2 separate regions of the Mus musculus genome follow, and region 2 is linked to region 1. Evidence: chromatin loops called from intact Hi-C (ENCODE). Cell type or tissue: left cerebral cortex. All regions are shown on one strand.

Region 1 (8,000 bases):
ATGACTATATATTTGGCCCAGAGTGTGGCTTACTAGACTGCATGTCCTTTGGGCCGGTTCCTAAGGCTTTGCACAGAAGAAAAGCTAAAATTTGGAGTCATGGCGCCACCTGGTGACAAAATGCAGTTATTCAGGAGACGGGCCCACAGAGCTACAGTTTATGCGAGGCGTTTGATATTAGGCACAGGAAGAAGAAATGCGAACACGAATATGGGCTCTGGAACACTGTTACTGAACAAATGCACCAGCAGCTATCTCGTATCTCACAATACTCTCTAGTCCTTAAATATGCCGCCATTTAATTGTCCATACATCAGTTTACCCATTAATGAGCAGGCAAGATCGGCTTCCCTTGGTGCCCCTGGCTTAGCAGAAGAGAAATAGCTCCCAAGGAAACGGGCAGAGAGCTATAGAGTCGCTTGCAGGGGTGAAAGTGTTTAAGAGAAGTGGATCAGTAAGTTGGTGCCGCTGTAACAAGGAACCCCGCGACCCGGTTATTGGTAATTCCTAAGCAACAGAGATGAACTTCGCACAGTTGTGGAGGTGAACAAGTCCAATGTCAAGCAAGGTGCTGGAAGGTTCTATGCCTGGAGAGGGGTCTGGCCTTTTCATCCAAGAGGCCTGTGTCCTTCCCATTCTGGGAGCTGTCAGATGAAAGAACTAGTGCCTGACTGCAGTGGTCAGTGGGGATTTTGGTGGCATGCTGACTGGACTAAGAGTATCTTTGATTCCTCCACGTTCCTCCAAGTGGCCCCTCACACTCCTGAACGTAACCCCATCCCCCACCCTCCCGGGTGGGATAAACTCATTGTTTCACTAAATTGAACTCGTGTGGCATCCTTACTTGGTTCCATCATCGCTTTCCTTTCTAGGGTGAGCAGATGTTTGTCCATGTCTCTCCAGGGAAAAGTGCTACCCGAAGATCAGAGAGGGAGGCGCGCCTTGGTTTGGAATTTTAGTTTGACCGGTCCTACGTGCAGTGGGGAGGTACGAGGATTTCAAACCCTGTCAGGACAAAATAGCTTACAAACATCTTTGAGTCAGATACAAACAGGATAAGATGAAAAGACGTCCAAAACATTGGGAAATGGGCTTGGATGCCTGAGAATTCAGTCATAGTCCTTGGGTGCCCCCTGCAGGCAGATGATCAAATTACTTCCTGCTAGCGAGATCTGTGGCTCCTGCCACTCAGACTTTTCCTCTTCAACCCCAGGGAACGCAGGACCTTGGGGGAGGGGCACTTGCGCGAGCGCACACGCACGCGCACACACACTGTCACAAAACGACAAATATGCTCATCATCCCTGTGTGACGCAGTCTAAAAGCTAGGACAAGCCTGGACAACATTCACTTCCAATGGAATTTGTTTTCTCTTTCTTTTTCGTGCCTCTCTGGTGGCGTTCTCCTGACGAAAGCTGCATGTGTTTCCCTTGCTGGGACAGTCAGCCACATTTACACTAACCACCCTCTCTGACACACTATCCTTATTTAACGGGTTGTTTGTGGTCTGTCTCCTGTCAGTAGACAGCAAGGTGCTGGGGGACGGGGTACTTTATCTGTTTGACATGCAGCATCCCCAGTGTCTGGTGTCTTTTCGGTCCAGTCAACATGCCACTAACTACAGATTCTCCATGACCACTGCAGCCAGACACTAGCTCTCCCTTCTGAGTCTGGTCTAAGGGTTACAGAGTTCAGGACTGGGGTTTGCGGTATATACAAATGAGTTCCTCAAAAGTGGTGCCACCGTAGTAATTCCAGGTCCAGAGATTTGACTCTGTATGTGCAACTGCTAAGTAGCAGAGTGCAAACGGCAAACCTTCCTCAGGAGGGTGTTAGGACTTCACTCTGTGGAGTCCAAGTTCATTATATCCAGAGGGCTTGATGGTATGCAAGCAATGAGCAGGATTGCATTGTAACGATAGGAGATAGATTGTAACCAAATGGGCACATGCATTATACATTAGAACAGCGGTTCTCAACCTGTGGGCCGTGATCCTTTTGGAAAGTCGAATGGCCCTCCCACCCAGGTCAAGTATCAGACATCCTGCATGTCTGGCATTTACGTTACAATGTATAACAATAGCAAAATTACTGTTGTAAAGTAGCAATGAAATAATTTAATGGTTGGGAGTCACCACAACGTGAGGAACTGTATTAAAGGGTCACATTAGGAAGGTTGAGACCCACTGCGTCATAAGCAGACAGGCGAGATCTGCCCCTCTTCCCCTCCTTGGCATGCCCTTGTGCTTGAAGCCATAGGAGGGACTGGCAGAGATGCAAGAGCGCCCAGCCGTGCTTTTACTGTCCTGCGGCTCACACCTGGTCCTCCCTGTCCCTTGGTAAATGAGACAATGGCCCATACCCCAATACTCTAAGCTCTTCTGCCCTCAGACCTCCGACTTTCTGAGAGCAAAGTCTTGGCTACCGAAGTTAACAATGGCCCTGGTTACTAAGGAAGCTCGGTGCCCACTGGGCCCTGTGTGGGCAGTCTTCCCAGGCTAACATATTTGAGCGAGTGGAAGACATATTTCTGAACCAATTTAATTTTAAACACATAAAAGAATTCATTTCAGTTGCACATGATGGAGCACGCCTCTGATCCTAGCGCTTGGAGAGCAGAGGCAGGAAGATCTCTGTGAGTTTCAGGCCAGCTTGGTCTACACAGCTAGTTCCAGGACAGCTAGGATTACATTGCAAGACCCTGTCTCTAAATATAAATAGCCAAGCAACCGTCCAGTAAGCTATTATCTAAGCATTTAAGTTTGTTATAGCGCTCTAGGTCAGTGGTTCTCAACCTATAGATCGGGAGCCCTTTACAGAAGCCGCCTAATACTATCAGAAAATAGATATTTATTGACATTATGACCCAGCACCGTAGCAAATTTACATAATGAAGTAGCAACAAAACTACTTTTTATGGTTGGGGGGGGCACTACAACATTTAACTGTATTAAAGGGTCTCAGCACTAGGAAGATTGAGAACCACTGCTCTGGATCTTTTTGGGTGTCACCTACCTTTGGCTTCATCTATTCCTGGCTGATCCCCTAGTGTCCCCTGCAGTGATCAGTGGCATACAAGCTAAGATCAACTTCAAGAGTGGCCTTCAGCTTGTAGCTTCGCCAGCACTGGGTTTTTATGTGGTAGGGGCTGTAGATCGAACTCAGGTCCCCATGCTTGAGTGCAAATACTTGACCAAATGATTTACCAAATACTTTGCCGAAGCCACGCCCTTACCCTCCTTAGCTTCTCTCTAGGTTGTTGAATAAATGGAAAAAGAATTTCTTAAGCTTCCCATTCCACACAGCTGGGTGGTACCCAGCGCTCCCCCTGCTGGCCGTGGCTGGGATCTCGGGCCCGACTATTGGCCGCTTTTGGTATTTATGCCGGCCGAGAGGGAAGCTGCCTGTCCCTTTAATTGGAAGATACCAAGTGTTTCCAGGGCATAGTTTTTTTTCCTGAGTCCTTGCCCTGGGAATTTATAGTTCAGAGACACAGATAGCAGCAGTGTTGAGATAGTGCTGTGCGTTAGGGGGGAGTCTGGCTCAGCAGGGCTCGAGAGGGACCTCGGGGGGTGACGCACGCCCGAGTGGTTTTCCCCCGCGCCCCGTGGTTCAGTCCAAGATGGCGGCCACCATGAAGAAGGCGGTGAGTGCGGCGGGGCCGGGGTCCGAGGAGCCGTGGGCCGGGGCGTGTGAGGAGACGCGGGGCGCTGGGGGCCGGGGTCTGAGGAGGTGAGGGATGCGCGGGGCCGGGGCCCGCGCTGGGTACAGGGGTGCTTCTGTCCGCTCCGCTCGCCGTCAGGGCAACCGCCTCACCTGCTCAGGGTCGTGCATCTCCTCGGGCACCGGGTCGGGCTCCGCATCCCGGGCCGTCTGCTACCGCATCCCGGGGCGTCGTCTGCTACCGCACCTCTGTGCTCCGCCCCGGACCGCTCCGGTCGGTCCACGCTCCGTGCACCGAGTGTCTAATTGACGTTGAGAGCAGTCGGCCCGAGCGAGCGCGGTGGCTCTCCGGGCTTTTCCCAGCCATTAGGAAGGACACGGGTCCCCACGCTCTGCCCCGCACACTTCACAGCCAGCCAGCCAGCCAGCCATTCCTTTGGTGACTCATCTGGTGAGATGCTGGGTCTGGTGATTTTTGTTTGGTCAAATTAGAGCTCTTTATCATTTTTAAAACGACGTCCGATCCTTGTTCATGGGGCTCGGTGTGATGTCTTATCACACTTTTGAAAGACACGGACTTGTGTGTGTGTGTGTGTGTGTGTACACACCAGACTGGTCCACGGCTTCCTATGCAGTCAGAGATGATTTTGAATTTCTGACTCTCCTGCCTCCACTTTCCAGGTGCTGGAATCACCGGTGTGTGCCACTACCCCTGGCTTTTGGTGTGCTGGTGTGGTGGACCCAGGGCTTCATGCATGACAGGCAGTAGACATGGCTATGCAACCCTTTCAACCAATATTTTGAAACTTGAGCTAAATTTGAGCCACCAACTTAAGTTAAACTTCCATGTGGGTTTTTATAACCTAAACGTGTTTCCAGGAGTGCAGGTGTATCTAATACAGGGAAAGAATTGCAGAGGAGGGGAAAAAAAAAAAAGAACAAACAAGCAAACAGCTGATAGCTATTGGGGCTTCACAGTGTGTTCGGACAGTTCTTAGCATTTGCTAATTATTTTGATCTGCTGTGTCAACCTTTTGGGAGATTCTGTATTTATTCACTTTTAGCTGAAGAGGAAACTGAAGCGCAGAAGAAAAGCTGTGATTTAAAGAGCATTTGCACTCCAGGCTCCTGTCTGTCTGTCTCTCTGCCTCTGCCTCTCTCAGGCTCCTTGTCTGTCTGTCTCTCTGTTTCTCTGTGTGTGTGTTAGTGTGTGTGTCTCCCCCCCACCCCACCCCGGGCTCCTTGTCTGTCTGTCCGTTTGCCTGTCTGTCTCTGATGAGAGGCGCTTGGCTGAAGACAGTTGCTTTCACTCTACTTTGTAAGGCCCCTGTAGAATGCCTTTGTGTTCTCGCTGTTGGCACCGTGTAGTCAGTGCTTCTGACCACTGAAGGTTGATGCTCAGCATCCCAGTTCATTAAGAGGGAATGGCTGCTGAGCCTGGGGAGGCTTCAGAGTTCGAAAGAGCCCCTCGCCCTGGTCTGTCACCCACAAATTATTACACGGTAGCAGAGTACAGTCCGGGGCCACGGTGATTTGGCCAGGTAGGAACAGGTTCATTTTGCCTCTCTTGTTAGACTGTGCTCTCAGCTGTGGGTTACACTGGTCAGTTCCACGATAAACATTGTCCTTGCTTTTGCTTTTCTGAGACAAGGTCTCACTGTGTAGCATTTGCTGGTCTGGAACTCTTAAGAGATCTGACTGTCAGCTGAAATTGTGGAGAGCTTTTTGGCTGGGGACCCAGATCTCAGTACCTGAACTTGGAATAGAGTATGGTTTATTTCCTCTTAACAATCCCATAAGGTGTTACTGAGGCCAGGGTGTAGTCAGGGTCCAGGGCAGCTTACTTTCTTCTTGAATTTGGAGCAAGTCATGTCTTGTATAACTAGCAGAATTCCCTTAACTCTACAGTGATCCTTTTTGCCATTCTGCCTTCATTTCTCACATAGCCCAGGCTGGCCTCAAACTCACTATGCAGCTGAGGATGACCTTGAATTGTTAATCCTCCTGCCTCCGCCTCCCAGGGGCCAAGTGGCTTCTGGTGGCTGCTGTTTGTCAGGGCTATGTCGGGAAATGCCTGCTTTGGAAAAAGCAAAAACAGCCAACTTCCAGCACTCTTTGATGTCAAAATATCTGAGTCTGATCTATCGTAATTTAGATTCTAATTCAGAAATCTTTCACCAGTGTTGCTTGTCAGGCAGGCCCTACTAGGGCCTCTCACCTGAGTTGCTTTTAAAGTCCTCGTGGTGACAGACACACCTGAAAATGCATCCTAGGGCTTGGGGGCTCTGTAAACTCCCGAGTTAAGAAGGGAGTCCTCGAGGTTTTCTGGGAGATTGATAATTCTCGTAGGCAAAGCACCAGGATACAGGTCTCACCGTCTTCGTGTCTGTTGAGTGTCTGCTGCTCGCCTCTGTGCTGTCTGTGCTCTGCGCTGTGCACACATGGTGGGGCGGACTCTGACCATACGCATTAGGGCTGATGTCAGGCTTGGGGCATGCGCAGTTGCTTGTTGGGATGAGAGCCTAGATTCCAACACCTGTCTATCTGGGCCACTGAGCCTTGCCTCGAGACTATAGGTTACCCTACAACCTCTGGAGAAGTTTGCGTATGCACACTTTATGCCATAGCTTCCAGGGGACCAGGAATGGGTGGAGTGTGGATCTGTGAACTCCTGCCTTTGGCAGAATAGCCAGCCGTTCTTACTGACCTTCATTTATTAATTCCAATATGGTGTATTATCTATAATGTTGTTATAAATCTGTAGCTTCAGTGAGAGCCTTTTCTTTGTTAAAGGTTTTATTTTTGTTTGTGTATATGTGTGTGTTCCTGTGTGTATATGCCATGTGTTTGCACACATGTGCATGAATGTGCCCGCAGAAGCCAGATGAAGGCCTCAGATCCCCTGGAGCTGGAGTCCCAGCCAGTTGTGAGCCACTTAATGTGGGACCTGAAAACCGAACCCAGATCGTTTGAAAGAGCACTAAGTGCTCTAAGCCACAGGGTATTTCCCCAGCGCCACGAGGTTTTGGCAACAGGATTTCTCTATGCATCTAAAGCTAGCTTCAAACTGGTAATCCTCCTGCCTCAGCCTCATGTGCTGAGAGGTGTGTCATGTCAGCTAGTAGGGCCTCTCTGTAGTCCTTTCAGGCCTTGTCAAGTACACTTGTTCTTTACTAAGACACTGGAAGGAATGTGTAGTGTTTAATTTTCTTTTCTAGTATATTGAAACCCCTATAAGAATTGGAACAGTCTGAGAACGTCCAGCCACGTCCTCTGTCTGAACAGGAACTCTTGTACTTACAGGCATAGGTATGCTTGACCCTGGCCAAATTATCTAAACCCTGCAGTCTCTGGTCATCTATGAAGCGGTGATATTGGTGATGCCCTCATAAGACTCTGGGGCTAGTGTTCTAAGCGTGCAGTAGGACCTCAGGCTGTGTTAGCCATTTTTGTTATTTTATAGATGCTTTGTTGTCTAATACCCAGCTTTGTCTGCAGATTTAAGCATATCAAATATTAAATATGGAACTCAATTTTCATTACCCTATAGTGGATTCCCAACCTTAAAATAAATACAGAATTTTAAGTGTATGGAGTGGAGCCATCGACACGTATGATGACTTAGCCAGCTTATTAGATTGAAAGTTGGAGAAATGGTCTTATTTTTATCAGCACAGTATACCCATATGCATTTTACCCCAGAAACAATCTCTGCAATATGGTCACTAAGGGCGTTTGACCATGGAACATTTTGCTTGCTGGAAATATCTTAGGGAAACAGTGTCCCAGCTTGGGAAATTCTGCCTTTTGGGCAAGTGGCTTTTATTATCATTATCATTATCATTTTGGTTTTCTATGACAGGGTTTCACTGTGTAGCACTGCCTGTCCTGGAACGCACTCTGAGGACCAGGCTGTCCTCAAACTCAGAGATCTGCCTGCTTCTGCCTTCCAAGTGCTAGGATTAAAGGCTTGTGACACCACCAACTTTAAAAAAAATGTTATTATTGGGACGTTTATTAACTACTTTTTATATTTCAAGCATTTGCTCATGAATGATTCTATTGAATAATGGGAGAGATTGTAGAGTCGTGAGCAGATCGTAAGTGTGACACGTTTGTGATATCTTATGGCCTGTGCCCCTCGGCTGTCTTCGGGTGAGGAGAGTGCTTGGTTCTTTGTCACAGTGTAAGATACCAGAGTGTAACTGCTCCATCGAAATTAAAAAAAAAAAAAATTAAACATCTTTTTCAGGCTGCAGAAGACGTGAATGTTACTTTCGAAGATCAGCAAAAAATAAACAAATTTGCTCGGAATACGAGTCGAATCACAGAGCTAA
Region 2 (8,000 bases), 1.8 Mb after region 1:
ACAGCCTTCATGTCCCTGCCTGACCAAGCTAACACATGGGATCTGGATTGAGGACAACAGACCCTGGCCCTAAGAGGCCTGCAGTTGGTGTAGTGCCCACTAATTGGCATTTCTAATCATTTTGGAAGAGGGACCTTTCATTTTCAATGCAAACCGAGTCTTTTGTTTATTTCCTTTCTTACTTCACAGCATGCTCTGCCCTCCTCCACCACCCCAGGCTGTATTTCCACCGAAGCCTGGGGAGGGGGGCCTTGTTAGAGTTCCCTGCATCTCTTCCTACTTGAAACAGATTTTGCCACCATGATTTTGTCACAGGGACTCTTCCCACTGGGTGCCGGAATGTTTACCAAAGCGTGACACTTTCCTTTTCCTTTTTTAAAAAAAATGTATCATCATCCTCATTATCATTTTTGACAGGATCTTACATAGCCTAAGCTGGCCTTGAATTTACTATGGAGCTGGAGATGACCCTGAGCCTCTGCCCTTTCTCCTTCCATTTCCCAAATGTTTGGATTACAGTTGTCCCACAGCATTCCTGGCTTACTTTGGGGTTCCTTTTGTCTATGTCCTCGCTGGTTCTGGGATGCAGGTAGAAGGAGCTGGTGCAGGTGTAACGTGGACACATAATAAACAAAAGCCATTGGGGCCACTTTTGCCTGCTGGTGGCAGAGGTCTGGGTCCGGTACACTGTTGTCATCAGTAGTGGTCTGCAGCGCTTCGCTGATCAATCTGCTGAAAGACAATGACCCAGACAGAAAGGCTGGGAGCCCTTCCTGGAAGGGATCCAGCCCAACTCTGCAGGAGTTCCTGACAGCCAGTCCTTAAAGCACTGAGAACTGGTTCCTTGATTCCGAGCCCTTTGCAGCACTGAGGAGTCTCACCAGGCCCCTTGTCAAGGACAAGGACAGAATGAGGGCCTAATCCCTTGCAGATGGCACTCCTGCTGAGGGACCTCTGGTGACTGTACTCCTGAAACCTCAATTCCTCATGTACAAAAAAATAATAATAATAAACAGAAAAGGGTCTGTGGATAGTAAGAACATTATTAAGCCCTGGACTCAATGCCCAGCACAGAGGGGAAGAGAGAAAGAGCACAGAGCAGCTGGGCTGAGTCTTTGGTCCTGCACGGCCCTGGTTCTCCTCTAAAGCATTTGTGATCTTGGTGGCTGCGGTTTGTACTCTTATAAAACTTTGAACTATTGTCTCTGGACATCCTATACAAGCAGAATGTCTGTATTATCTGAGATTTGAGGACATCATCCACAAGATGGACAAAATTAAGTTCAGGCATGGACGTCTGGGTGGGCTCAGCCTAAGATCTCCCTGGGTAACTTTTCAACCATTTATTTATCAAGGGATTTATTGGCAGTAACTCCTTAACACCTGACACTTGACATCTCCCTTCCCTGTGTGGTCAGATCAAACCAACGGGGACAAATCTCATCCCAGCCAAGAGGGACAATTGAGACCAAACCACCAGATGGCTGACCAGAGAGGTCTTCAGAGAATACTGTTCCGAAACAAGGTGGAGGAGTTGTCAGATCAAAATGAAGTCACACTGTACACAGTGAGTGGCACTGGCCTGTAATCTCAGTGTTTGGAAAACCAAACAAAGGACGACTATAAGTTTGAGGTCAGACCCTGTCCGAAAGCCGGGGACAGGAAAGCACAGCCACCTGTGTCAGCCTCTCCAAAAATAACTCCAGTTGAAACGTTACCTGATGCGAGTACCCGAAGTGCCTGAAATGCCTTCCGACCTCAGATGCTATTTGCGTTCTGTTTGTATTTCTGATGCAGAAACATCTTGGAGAATTTGAGACTACCTCATAGCTGCTTACTGTACTCCGATGTGGTCAATGATGTGCCGGAGAGTTCTGTTACGGAGGGGAAGCCATTCCGCCAAATGAGTAGTGTGCGTGTTGGAAGGGTGTCTCCGTCCTCATGGCATGAAGCTGGAGTGTGTGAGTGTGGGAAGGATGCTGTCCTCCACGTGGCGCAGAGCTCCTAAGTGTGAGTTACTACTAGCCGTGGGGGGTTATAGAGGGCAGAAGGGAGGAAGAGCCCTTTCACTTGCCGTATTCTGGACACACCTGTACTTGGGTGTGTACATTCAGAGCATCTACACACACACATTATTGATCATACGAATGAATGGTCAAATGGTCAATATGAACGAATGGTCAAAGGCTGGCCATTCCAACACACTGTTCCTCATCCTCTGTTAAATTTAAAGGGAAAAATTTAAATGTATTTCTCTCTCCCCCCAAGAACCATAAAGCAGAAATCACAAACTCAGTTCCTAGGAAGCCAGAGCGGGAGGCCTGAGTGAATAAAGGAGACCCAGACACAAGAGCATTGTGGGACCTAGGAGGCCCTCCAGATGAAGTGCTGGGAGCCCTCTCTGACACCTTTGAGACATTCCGGATCAAATGCCCTCTCCTTTTGTGCACCAGGCACTAGGTAACAGCCCACTCTAACATTTGTGTCAAGACTTCTCCCAACAGTCTTACAAGAGGAACTCTTAGGGTGTCTTCAATTTACAAGCGAAAAGGTGAAGCTCAGAGAGGCTGAGCCACTGACTCCAGGTCACACAGCTGGAGTTGCAGGACCAATGTGACTGAGGACTATACCTTTATTTTTTTTTGGAGGGGGGGGTTCGAGACAGGGTTTCTCTGTGGCTGACCTAGAACTCACTTTGTAGACCAGGCTGGCCTCGAACTCAGAGATCCACCTGCCTCTGCCTCCCAAGTGCTGGGATTAAAGGCATGCGCCACCACGCCCGGCTTAGGACTATACCTTTAACTCATCTTTATAGCTTGAACACCCTGAGCAGAAGCAGTCCACACAGGATCAGTCTGCCTCCTTCAGACACTGGTACCGGACTACCACAAACAGAGCTCAGGCATAACCAGCGTGGTTTCTGACTCTGAGAGCTCTGCCAAGCTGGAATCCAGCCAGCACATCTTGAGAATGTTAGCTTTATACATTTTATTCTTTTGGGTCAAGGAGACTGAGCTTGGGGGCTGGTCTGGAGCTCCTGCCTCTACTTCCCAAATACTGTAGTTATAGGCTGGGCCACGGTGCCTGTCCTGGGGACCGCTGGCATTGTTTCACTGAAGTATGATTGCTCTGCATAAAAGTGAGCTTTGCTTATTGTGGTGACCCTCACTGCCCTGTCAGCCCCCTGCTCCTTGAATCCCCGCCCAAATCCCACTCACAATCCTAGATAGCCGCTGACCTTTTTGGGGGGGGGGGTCCAGAATTTTGCCTGTGAACTTTGCATTCTCTGAAGATGAAATCCTCCTGCATGTTGTGTTTGTGGCTGGAATTTTCCATTTGGCAAAGCAGTCCTGAGACTTGTCCCTAGGATGAAGGTGTTCACGCCTTACTTTAAAAAAATTTTTTTATTATTATTGCATGGGAGGGAGCATGTGTACAGGCCAGAGGAGCACTTTGTGGAGACTGTGGCTCTCTCCCCCCACCTCCCAGCCCCCACCCCCACCTTGCCTGGGCCCCAGGGTGGAACTCAGCTTGGATAGCAAGTGATCCACAGATGGAAGTTCCATTCTCCAGCTGACAGATATCTGGACTGCCCTGCTATGAGTATTGCTGTCTTCTGAGCATGTGTGTAGGACAGGTTCTCCTGGGGTCGAGGCTGGCCTTGAACTCTTAATCCTTCTGTCTCAGCCTCCTGGGTGCTTGAGTTACAGATCTGCACCACCATGTCAAGATAACAGTTTACTATTATTTCTTTAAGTTATAAGAACAGAAGGGTTAATTTTGGCTCATGGGCCTAGAGGTCCAAGGTAGAGGGGCCACATCTAATGCCAGCAACGCCTTCCTGTGGGCCCAAGTCCCCAGGCAGTGCATAGTCACCAGGTAAGAGAGAGTGCCCTCTTGTCAGATTTTAGTCCGACAGAAATGTGAGTCTTTGCTTCTCTTGAGACACTATGGGAGCGGAGTTGCTGACCAACCTGGTTTGTGTACTTTTAACTATCTGTGAAAGTACAAAACTTTTCTCCACAGTGGCTGCTTTCATGTTCACAGCCGCGATATAGTAGGCTCATTTAGAGGGCTTCTTCAAGTGAGAGTTAACCTCTATAGTTCCTTTCTTCTTTAAAGCATTCACGTAAGCATCAGTCTTCCAGGTTTCACCCATTCGGCTGAGAGGAAAAACAAAGAATGCATTAGCCCTCGCTTGAAACAGCCGCCAGCCGCGCTCCACAGTCCGGAAACTCAAAATCCTGGAAAGTTCTGAGAAAATGCATTCCACAAAGAACTGGCCTGAGGTCCTGAGAACTAGGCTGATAGACTTGGCAGGTCCCCAGCCCCGCCCACTCCGCTTCAGGAGGCGGAACTTAGCCAAGGAAGCGGGGCTGAGGGGCGGGAACAAAAGAGAGCGAGCGTCTCCAGATGCCCCACCCACTCATGGATAGGCTGCTTCTGCGGAGGGCGGAGCTGTTGGGTGGAGCCCAAAACCTGCGCTCCGCTATAGAGCCCCGCCTATCCCACGCTCAGCTCCGCTCCGGGGGCGGGCCCTAAAGGTGTTGGGGCGGGGCCTGTCGGGGGGTGGAGCTCGAGGCCCCGGTCTCGGCCCCGCCCACCGCGCTGTGTTGGAGCTGATTCCCGAGTGGGCACACTGGAGCTGCGCTCGCGGCGCGCCATGGCCGGGCTGTTGACGCTGCTTGGCCCGGCAGGAAGAGTGAGCACCCGGCTGCGGCCCCTGGCCCCTTGGCTCCTGGGAACCGCCACCTCCTGTGCTCCACCGCTCTGGGCCTTAGCCTTGTCCCATCCGGTTCCGGACGCCCGACTGCTGCGCACGGCCCGCGGGGACTGTCTCAGCCGCCAGGTAAGACTCCCCACAGCCACTCGGACCCTGATCCCCAAGTGGCCGGAGCGCCGTGCCAGGGCCAGCCCCAATGGACAATTTTTACATTGCACCTGACCGAAACGGGTCACCTCCGGGGTCCCTGAGTTCTCAGATTCCTAGAATCCGAGAAAAATCTCTTTCAGTTAGCAGCCGGAGAAACTGAGGCTAGGAGTGGAATGGTGCGCTGCCCAAGGTCATGGAGTCGCCCGCCGAGCCCCAGTTTCGAAAGCCAGAACAGTGGCGTTACCGAGCCGATCGCAAGGGGCCTGAATTCTATATGAACTTCCAGTCCGGCCCCTGGACTTGTTCCTTTTGAAGTTCAGTTGAGGCCTGGGCACTGGGCCCAGGAGGCGGCATCGCCGGTGCCGCCGGTACATCTACCGCTTCCCTGTGCTCCTTGCGCCACCCTTTTATCTAGCTGGAAGAGCAGGCTCAGAGCAGGCAGTCCATCCCGTTTTGTTGTGGTTACTTGCCCTGAGTGCTCAGAGTGAAAACCAGCTTCCATTCAGACAGCAGCATATCTCAAGTAGGTCTCAAAAAAAAAAAAAAAAAAAAAAAAAAGCAGGAGTTCAGAAGTAGTAGATCGGAAGCGTCGAGGTCTGGGGGAGTCTGAAAGAAAGATCACTGCCATGAATCGGGCAGTTCTGAGTACTGTCTGCTCCCGTGGCTTTTCAGTTAGGGATTGGTCGCTTTCCTTGAGTGCCGAGCACAATGATGGAAGGACTTCCTTCCCCTCTCTCCTGCCTGACAGACAGGACACTGGCCTCAGCTCTGCTCCTGAGCACAAGTCAGGATACTCACAGCGTACCGTGCTTCAGGGCACCGCATAGCTTCCCTCTCCTCCAGAAAGTCTTCCCTGACTACCAGTAGTGTGCCCCCCCGCCCTATACTGTCTCTTCTCTAGCGCTCAGATCTTAGCTGCCTTCACGATCTGGTACAACCTCTCACCTTGTTCTGCCACATCAGCCCTGTTGGTAGCCTAACCCTAACCCTAACCCTAACCTTAAACACACACTCTGCCTTGACAGGTGTGTTTACAGCAAGGATAAGTCTGGTCTCAGGCTCATAGGATCCATGTCTCTGCTTGCTAAGTCAATCACTTTGATCAAACGCTATCCCTTTTCCATGTCTGTAAAATGAGATGTTACTAAGTCATTTCCCAGAGGGTGAATGTGATAGGCGACAGCATGCTAGCTGGCATCTGGTACATCATGGCTGACACCAGTGATTTCTGTCATCCGTGTCACACCGCCCAGGGCCTCCAGAGCCCAGGAGCTGAGCTTGTACTTCAAAAAGGATACTCCTCAAGAAGCCAACTGTGGGGGAGGGACCTGCCCTGGGACTCAGTCCGGCATTCCCACTCCACCTCCAACCTGCCTGCCTTCACTGGGAGGCCAGCTGGGGTCTCCAAATGTTCTAGATAGTAAATCAAGTGTCTTGAGTGACATGTCAACCTCTTGCCTACAGCAAGGACTGCACTGTGCCAGAGATGGGGAGATACGCCACACAAGGAGCCCTTTCAGAGCTCAGGGTTCAGGGTCACATAGACCAAGTGAGTGGAGGCCACTTGTGACCCTGGGGGGGGGAGGGGGAGGAGTTCGTATGCAAGTGGCTTGCTGGCTGGCGTCCCTTATCTAATGAGCAGCATCCCTCCTGACTCACTCCTTGCTTGTCTTGGTGTGTCTCCTCCCTAGGTTTCACTGTTTGTTCTCTGCTCCCTAAAGTCAGAGTCTTCTTAGAGGTCTGTCCGTCTGGTTTGTTGCAATGTCCCTGCTCTGGAACACTCTGACAGGCACAGTGCTGGGTCTGGGATTGGGCTGTGCTGCCTCTGGCTATGTGCTCACACACACACACACACACACACACACACACACACACACCCCGGACTTTGCAGATCCTCTTCTGTTCATGGGGATATTGTGAGGATTGCACTAAACTAAGATTTTCATGGCACTCAGAACACGGCCCAGTACAAAGTCAACACATACGGTACTTATCAAATGGATGGGAGCAAGTGTTACCACACAGCGTGATCAACTCAATCAACCTTCTTTTTCTAATATGGCTTCCTCTGGTTGTTTTGAGACAAGGTCTCCTGTATTCCAGCCAGGCTGGCCTTCAACTCAATAGGCTTGAACTTCTGATCCTCCTGCCTCCACCTCCAAAGGACTATAGGCTTACACCGCCAAGCTGGGTTGATACTGTGCTAGGAAATGAGAGTATTGCATGTGCTAGACGCTCTACCACTGAGATGCATCCCCGCCTGAGCACTTTGAGGTCAGTGTGTCAGTGTGTCAGGGAAGTCCAGAGCCCTTGCAGGTGGCAAACAGCAGTACTTCGTGGGGAAAGAGTATCTACCGGTGCCCCATTGCTTGCCAGCCACTCTCATGAATCCCTTTGCTTCAGCTTCTTTAAATCCCTCTAGGACTTGGAAGAAAAATGCATGGTCCTTCATGTCTTGCCAGAATGGTCATTCCCTACAGGAGAGACTTTTCTAGATGTTCTGGTTCTGGGGGACAGGAAGAAAAGCTGCCTCGGCTTTCTTTTATTGGCCAGCCCTTACCACTCCCCCCTCCCTGAGACAAGCACTCCCCTACTAAAAAGCTCACAGGGGCTCTGGTCCCTTCTGATAAGTAATTCTCTCCTCCCCTGGGCTGCAGATGGGGTGGCCAAGCTGATAAGACAATCTGCAGACCATCCCAGTGCCCGCACCTCCATTAGGCCAATGTCAGTCAAAAGCCCATTGACACTTGGCCCAGGCAATCTCAGTTATGGCCCAGTCTCCGTGCCCCAGAACAGCCACAGCTGTCTGCTGAGGCCCCCTTTGTCTCATACTCTCAGGTTTGGCAAAAGGCCTTCTGGCCCAGAAGGGAGAATAGAAAGGCAGCCAGACTTCCAGCCAGAAAATAAACAGTAGCTTCTACCAGGCTAGAGGAGCAAACATTAGGGCCAGACATTTGTTTGTTTTAGAGAGGGGAGGAGGCTGGAGAGATGATCCTGTGATTCAGAGCACTGTCTGCTCTTATAGAGGACATGGGGTTCAATTCCCATCACCCACAGGACAGCTCACAACTCTCTGTAACTCCAGTTTCAGGGGAATCTGAGGCCTCTGGTACATAGATATACATAC

Evidence for each region. A loop is a pair of places that touch in the nucleus more often than their neighbours do. Peaks named below come from ENCODE experiments on the same cell type or tissue, not always from the same donor. Only the 100,000 strongest peaks of a DNase experiment are listed, where the experiment ranks them.
Region 2: it touches region 1 in a loop (3-fold over the local background); 5 of 42 quality-filtered maps call a loop at or near these places.

Annotation. Positions count from the first base shown.
Region 1 is chr2:170,507,824-170,515,823 of GRCm38, forward strand. Pfdn4 (prefoldin 4) reads left to right here and starts at 3,407. Exons shown (of 4, transcript NM_001110152.2): 1 at 3,407-3,646; 2 at 7,916-8,000. The coding sequence starts at 3,623. Gm16796 (predicted gene, 16796) reads right to left here and starts at 4,104. Exons shown (of 3, transcript NR_040367.1): 1 at 3,016-4,104. In left cerebral cortex, CTCF peaks have their summits at 111 (motif pointing left), 1,138 (motif pointing left) and 3,342 (motif pointing left); DNase peaks (open chromatin) are centred at 107, 1,144, 3,348, 3,607 and 2 more places; H3K4me3 peaks cover 1,758 bases; H3K27ac peaks cover 811 bases.
Region 2 is chr2:172,340,999-172,348,998 of GRCm38, forward strand. Fam210b (family with sequence similarity 210, member B) reads left to right here and starts at 4,579. Exons shown (of 3, transcript NM_025912.4): 1 at 4,579-4,849. The coding sequence starts at 4,664. In left cerebral cortex, CTCF peaks have their summits at 4,979 and 5,241; DNase peaks (open chromatin) are centred at 4,439, 5,247 and 7,723; H3K4me3 peaks cover 1,681 bases; H3K27ac peaks cover 599 bases.